2 separate regions of the Mus musculus genome follow, and region 1 is linked to region 2. Evidence: chromatin contacts called from ENCODE Hi-C or POLR2A ChIA-PET data. All regions are on one chromosome and are shown on one strand. The core of a region is the stretch at or near the end of the contact, and the rest is flanking DNA. Distances in the headings are between cores, read along the strand shown. Region 1 holds the start of Nop58 (NOP58 ribonucleoprotein). Region 2 holds the start of Bmpr2 (bone morphogenetic protein receptor, type II (serine/threonine kinase)).

Region 1 (3,833 bases), core at 684-3,183, 79 kb after region 2:
CAAATCTCAGCACCCCCATGGCAGCTCACAATTATCTGTAACTCCAAGGTCTGACAGCTCAGAGACACATGCAGGAAAAACACCAATGCACATAAAATAAGAAAAAGCAAACAACAAAAAGACCAAAAACCTTTCCGTATTTAAATAAGGGACACTCAAGTTAATAGAAGCCATCTAGACTTCTCCCCTAACTTTCATGCTGGTAATTATGAACTCCCTGGTTTACACAATTACATCAGGATAGCTCATGAGCAAGCCTCACATAGACCAAACTGGAAATGGTGAATACCATGTCCCCAACAACTCCATGTCTTACTTAAAACAAAAACCCCCTTCAATCCTACTGCTTGCAGTCCAAATTTCTGTATTCAAGCAGACTCACTGAATAATTTTAAAAAAAGGACATGACAGTCCTAGGCACGAGAGGTTTCATTATAGATACCAGGGGAAGAATACAGCCAGAGGCATCTAGAAGTGTCCTGAAAGCAGGGACATGAAAGAAGAGAGCAACAGAAAACAGAAGACCAAGAGAAAGCTGTATAGCTGGCTTGGTTATACAGGAATCAATGAAGCTGGGGAAAGGGTTCCAGCTCAGTTTCTGGGCTGAAGAATGTACAGCCCAGTCAGCCTTGCCATGATAATAAGCACCTCAGCATTTGTCCTGAGACCTAACAACATTCATGTTGTCTACATTAAAGCACAGTATACCTTCCTCCTCCTCCTGTTATCATCACATAGTAAAATAATCTTTAAAGAAAACAAACTATAGCTGGGCGGTGGTGGCCCACGCCTTTAATCCCAGCACTTGGGAGGCTGAGGCAGGCGGATTTCTGGGTTCGAGGCCAGCCTGGTCTAAAGAGTGAGTTCCAGGACAGCCAGAACTACACAGAGAACAACTGTCTTGGAAAAACAAAGCCACTCACTACTCAAAACCTTCCAATCATGCCTGGAAGGACCCTGATCTTGGACCCCAGCTTTAATCTAGTTAAATATAAATGAAATGTTAGGGGCCAGCCAAGCCTACATAGGGAAAGCCTGCCTCAAAAGTAAATAGAGTCTGGCGGTGATGATGCACACCTTTAATCCCAGTACTCAGGACGCAGAGGTAGGTGGATCTCTGAGTTCAAGGCTAGCCAGGTCTACAGAGGGAATTCCTGGAAAGCCTGAGCAGCACAGTGAAACCCTATCTGGAAAAGCCCAAAATAAATATCTGAGGCTGGAGCGATAACTCGGCGGTTAAGAGCACTGACTGCTCCTCCAGAAGTCCTAGTTCAAATCCCAGCAACCACATGGTGGCTCACAACCATCTGTAATGGGATCTGTAGCCCTCTTCTGGTGTGTCTGTTGACAGCTATAGGGTACTCATATACATAAATTAGATAAACATTAAACCGATCTTGGATTGGAGGTGTAACTAGGTGACAGGGCGCTGATCTAACATGTACAAAGCCTCAGGTGATTAAATGAACGCTTTATTGTCACTTGTAAAAAAGGGTCCTGCCCATTTTTTAAACTGAGTAAAGCAGAGGTCGCCCTAAATTCGGAGAAGCCACGTGTTCACCTGAACCAGCGGGCTCTTGATTTTTCACATCTTTTCGGAGCCCGGGGACTTGAAGACACTAAAATGTGTTCCGTTGTTCGTCTCTCCTTAAATCTTACCCAGCTCTCTGTCCCACATAAGCCTCTTAGCTCAACAACTCCATCTCACCTACCTTAAAGATGGCGTAGCCAACGGACGTTTCAAACAGGACCAACATGATGAGACCAGGTCAGGGCGGCGCTACGCGGCTAGCCGCGAGCCCTTACGCCACTGCAAATGACTACCTTTCAGTCGCTGAAGACCCGCTAGGCCTTGGACGCGGGGGAGCGCAAACGCCGTCGCCTCCCCGCGGACGAACAGACCACGTTGCTCAGCCGCTCCACACCTCTCCTCGTGGAGCAGCAAATATGCGAGTCTCCTTCTCTAAGAATTCTGGGAAGTAACGTCACTTCTGGTCGCTCAATGCCGCAGAGCGTGAGATCATTTCCGGGTTTTTCCCGCCCACAGTAGAATCCGGAAAGAGACGGCCTTAAAATATCGCGAGACTTTTTTTTTTTTTTTTTTTTTAAGTTTTGGACTGTGGCTGGAAGCTGTCAGTTTATTAGGTCATGTAAAGAAGAAAAAGTTCTGTGTACATTATATTTTGTATTATATATAATATATAAATTACATGTGTATAATTTACAGCACACAAAACGATTTACAACACATTATGCTATGCCCCGCCCCGCCATGTAAAGGACATTTTATTTTAAAACAACACAGAACACTTTTTCTTGATGAGGACGTGCACTCGGGTCCCATCAGTGAGTTCCACGGGATCTGACCTGGAACCGGAGTTGTAGGCAATTGTAAGCCGTCACGTTGGTGCTGGGAACCCAACCAGGTCCTCTGCAAGGGAAGCAAACTTTTATAACCAGCAACATTTCCTGGTGGTTCTTCTCTGGTCAAACAGGTTTTTAGCAAAGATTTCTTTTATAGCTATAAATATAGATATTTTCGGAGGCGGGAAGGGTTGTGTTTAAAATGATTCCAAGGTATGAATTTATGTATGTCTCAATGTAATTTCTTTTATGGAAACTTTCAGCCTCAGTGGCTGGATTTACTTTAAAACAAAGTCTTATGTATCTTAGACTAGCCTCAAACTCAGTAGGAAGTAGAGAATGACCTTGCTCAAAAACAATTTGTTTGTTTGAGACAAGGTCTCCATGTAGCCTTGTAACTATCTCTTGTAACTAGGTAGACCAGAGAAGTTTGAGTCATAGAGGTCCTCCCACCCCCACCTCCACAGTAGTGAGGTTACAGGCATATGCCACCACACCAACTTTATTGGTGCTGGGGATGGAACCAAAGGTTGGGTTCCATACATGGTAGGCAAGCACTCTACTAACTGAGCCATATCCCTAGCCTTGCTTTGGCTTTTTGAAAAAGGACCTCAGTATCTAGACCAGGTTGGCCTTGAATCATTGTCCTCCTGCCTCAGCCTTCAGAGTGCTAAGATTAGATATATCTGTGTGGCTATGTACTTTCAATGACAAGATTTAAATACCCCAGTTCTTCACAAATCTAGCTTCCAATAGCTGTAGAACGTTCCTAGTTGCCTAGTTCTAAACATTAATTTTGGATCTACAGAAAACTGTGGAAGATTAACCAACTTGACGTTCTGTAACACTTTTACAGTATGAATGAAGAGGAAAGAGTATCCTTGTTTGGACAGCAGAAAAGATGGACATATGGGGAATACAAGGGGATTCCTAGGGCTGCAGGCAAGAGCAGAATTGATTATAGCTACAGTTACATTTACCATATTTAGGGAGACAAGAGAAAGCAATAGAAGAAGAGAACAACAGTACAATGGGGCAGAGATAGCACCATAATAGCTTGATTTGGGAAAAGAACATAGAGCCAGATGGATGAGCCAGAAGCACATGTCTCTTCATATATTTAACTCCAACTATTTAATGTCTTGTGTACTTAATACAAATATCATTTCCTGGAGAGTTCTACCTGCAGTTCATGCTTAACAGTGTCCAGGTACCTTTGTGTTGGATCTGATTAGGTAATTCTTATGATTTAAATTAAGGAGTGCCTTCAGGAAGGAAAATTCTTTTCCTTCCATCTAAACATTTGTATCTTTTTTTTTTCTAAAAGGAAAAGATGCCTTTTACTGAATGAGAAATCGCTGGCATGCATTTTCCAGAATTTGTCCTTGAAAATTGCCACTTACACAACTCTCTCAATACTGTCCTTCAGAACTGTCTCAGATTTAGATTTGGATATTGTCCAAAGATAA
Region 2 (3,648 bases), core at 1,044-3,543:
GACTGGAGGAGGAAATATATATAAAGGTCATTTAATACTTGTTGGTGCATAGCAAGCACTCAGTAAACTCAGCTACTACAGCTCTGAAATCCAGCTTCAAAGATGCCATCATATATAACATGGGGGGTGGGGAGGGGGCTGGCTAAGCTCACTTTTATACAAGGATTCTTTAAATATAACCCTTTTAAAAAGAAGACAAAATAAATCCATTTACTAAATAATTGTTTTGAAATCAATGGGTTTTGGGTTTTGGGGTGTTTTTTCTGATTTTTATCAGCACAACACTATAAATGAGAATCTGTATTCTAAAGATTCTAAAACGATCAAAATGATCAAAATTTTAAAACAAAATGTTCTTGGGCTTCTGCTTGCCGAATGACTGCTTACGTGTCAAGGCCATTTTTACTCTTTTCATATTTTACAGGAACCACATGATTTGTGGTTAGAGAATTTAAACAGCTAACAAGGAAATTTGGAGGAAATGTGTTCAGTTTTGCTTCAAAGATAATTGAAACAATCGAAAATATTAAAATATCAAGTTTCAATATGTAATCAAATCATATTTCCCATGATTTTTAACAATACATAGATTCATTATTAAAACTCTAAATATAATGGTGCTTGAGAAATGGCTTTGCCATTAAAGACTACACTCATAACTAAAAATATGAAATACTACATATTAATCAATATAGACAATAGTATCAAATTCACAAAAGGGAACTTCAAATTTTCTTTCAGTATTTTCCCAGAACAGACATCTAAAATGTAAATTAAACAAGTAATCTCTGTGTCTAATACAGCAATGAAGAATTCACTGAATGTGAAAATTACTTTTTAAAAAATTGTAAAACCATTACTTTGTGTACTCAATTTTAAATGCATACTTCATGTGACTATTTAAGAATTCATTCCTGAAATTTTCTAAAAGCAAATCACAGAAGACTGTTGCTTGAAAATAACTGCAATGAGAATATGAGTTGTTTTTTTCTCAAGGCGATTGAGAAGTAAAGAGGAAATGGCCAAAGGAAAGGGGAGTAGCATTTCCTTTCACACGTTAGGAAAATGTCAAAGAACTTTCAGGAGTCAAATCTCCTCGAAGTCTGATGTGAGGTCAAAATTGTCTCAATGACAGGAAAACCAACAGACGCCAGATGACTAATAGAAAAGTTATCAAAAACACTTCTGTGCCCAACAGTAATTCCAAAGGGATACAAAGTTAAGAATATCCAGGATAAAGAGACAGAGAATAGTTAAGATTCTTGGGAGCAAAACAATATTAATGATGACATCAACTGTGTTAGTATACACTGTTATCAAGATTCTCACACAGTGACTTCCTCAACGTTTACTCTATTCATCAGGTAACATTTTTTTTCAGGTAACATTTTTAAATAACGAAAAGTAATGTGGATTCCCAAAGAGTGATCTAAATGTAAAAATAAGGTTCAATCAAGTGTGTGTCTAGTTGTTCTTTTTATTGTAAACCAAATCTGCTTCTTTCCATCAAAGTAAAAAAACCACCTTTATCTCCAAAAATCTAATAGACAGTTCACTAGTGATTAAAATATTATTTTTAATCCTTGCATTACCTCACAGCTAAAAATGTCAAGATACCACACCCAATATGTCTTTTTCCCCCCGTGGGGGAGGGGTCAGGGAATACGGGAGTAGGGACGGGAAACAACACGCAAACACCGAAGGTGATTTCCCTGGCTGGCTCCTCCACCCGGATCCGAGAGCACACGTTGCGAGGGGAGAGCACAGGGCTCGGCCTCTGCAGGCTCTCTCCCTCGCCACCCACTGGAGTAGGAGCTGGGACATACCACCTAGGGCTACTCACCAGCCGTAGTGCTGACCAGCAGGACGGCCCATAGCAGCCAGGGCACCCGAAAGGGCCGATGCAGCGAGGAAGTCATCCCTGGGCCAGCAAAGAAGCAGGAGGGCAAAGAAAAGAAATCTGGAAAGTAAATTCGGGCGGAGAAATCCGGCTAGGAGGCTGCTCTTCGTCTGATTTATCCTGCCCGGATTACAATGCAGTTTGAAAGGACAAATGGCAGATGCGAGGACCTAGCTAGTAGAGCTCTCATTCCACTGCAGAATTTCCCTTCATTTCGCTCCCTCGTGGCTGGGGGGCTTCATTCGCCTAGGACGGGGTGTCTCGGCTCCCCAAATTGAAGGCATGTCCATGGGGAAGACGCAGGGAGCCCAGAAGAAACCCCTGCAATTATTTCCCTCGTAGTTTCACGATATCAAAAAAATACCCAGATCTGGGAGAAAACATATCCAGAGTGCCGGGGGGGGGGGGGGGGGGAGGGCGGGGACTCGATGGGAGCACTGAGGATCAGAACAAGTTCCCGACCGCCGGGAAGGGCGAAGCGGGGCAGGCAGCGGCGCCCGGCCGCCGGAGTAGCATCGCTCCGTACTCCGAGGACAGTGGGGTTCCTTTTAAAGTTTCGCTTCGTTGCTTCCTTCACTCGGATTTCGACATCAACAAATCCTTCCCACCGACTGGGTCGAAAAAGGTGCCTGCTTCCATGGGCGAGTCCACAGCTTCCTCGGAACAATCGCGCGAGGGTCGCTCAGGCCGGGCCTCGGGGCGCGGGGGAGGGGAGGGTCGCGGCGACGCGGCGAGCCCGGGCGAGCGACACGCGGGGAGGTGCGGGGCTGGCCCTTCGAGGGCGCTCCGCCCGCGGCCTCGCTCTCGGCTACTCCAGCCCCTCGCTCTTGCCTGAAGTAAATTCCACCATGAAAACCGGGTCTCCTCCCGTCGATGGCTTGCGGGAGCGAATCACAGCCCCTCTGGAGAAAGCCGCCGCCGCCGCCGCCGCCTCGTTCTCCGCAGCTCTGGGCTCCGGGCGGAGCTCGGGCGTCGCGGGCCGAGGGCGGGGGGCGGCGGGAAGACGGACGTAGGTGGCCGAGGAAGGGGGTGGGCAGCTGAGCTTGCGAAACACCCCGAGCCCCTCCGGGAAGCACCTCCAGCGGTTCCAAGCAGACCAGACACAAAGGGGGGAGTCGCCGCAGCTGCCAGTCTGAGGCGCTCCCGGTCACCGGAGTCGCCCCGCCCCCGCCGCCGCCTCCTCTCAGTCTCCGGCTCTCCAGCCGACCCCTGTCTGTCTCGGGCCTGTGGTGCAGCGCGGGCGGCGGCGGCGGCGGCGGCGGCGGCGCCACTGAGCCGCACTGCGCCTGCGCGCCCGCGGCCCCGCCCGGCCCCGCCCCTCACTCCCAGGCTTGCTGGAGAGTGAGGCCCTCGCGCGGCGTCTCTCGCCTGGGCGCCCAGTGCAGGGAAGGGTTGTCGTGGGCTGCGGGTGGGCAGCCTAGGTCCCTTTCCTCACACAGGCGAACGCTCCGCACGTGGACGCCGTGCGATCTGTTCAAGCGTGTAAGGGAGGGCGGCCACAATCTTTTGTTTAACGTAGGTTAAAGGCTACCCGGGAAGGTGGGCGAGAAGCCTCGAAGGCACGCCGTCGTTGTTGGTGGCGGCGGGCGCATCCTCCTCGGTTTCCCTGAGAATCCCGACCGAGCCGCCTTTCCCAGGAGCCGAGACCCGGGCCTCGTCGGGTCCCCCTCCCGTCGCGGCCCAAACAAAAGCCTCCTGCCTCAGTCATGAAGACCGCGAAGCTGACGTGTGTGCGCTAGTCTGGGTCG

What was found. A loop is a pair of places that touch in the nucleus more often than their neighbours do. ChIA-PET counts read pairs that join two places held with the same protein, here RNA polymerase II (POLR2A).
Region 1: a loop to region 2 is called in a map of heart, with 2.1 times the contacts of the local background. The contact joins the promoter of Nop58 here to the promoter of Bmpr2 in region 2. A Hi-C loop is called at or near these places in 1 of 37 maps with a recorded cell type or tissue (heart). POLR2A ChIA-PET finds 5 or more read pairs at or near these places in 3 of 5 experiments (Patski and embryonic stem cell).

The regions. Positions count from the first base shown.
Region 1 is chr1:59,683,106-59,686,938 of GRCm38, reverse strand. It overlaps Nop58 (NOP58 ribonucleoprotein), which reads right to left and starts at 1,933. Exons shown (of 15, transcript NM_018868.2): 1 at 1,713-1,933. The coding sequence starts at 1,757.
Region 2 is chr1:59,762,924-59,766,571 of GRCm38, reverse strand. It overlaps Bmpr2 (bone morphogenetic protein receptor, type II (serine/threonine kinase)), which reads right to left and starts at 2,293. Exons shown (of 13, transcript NM_007561.4): 1 at 1,844-2,293. The coding sequence starts at 1,919.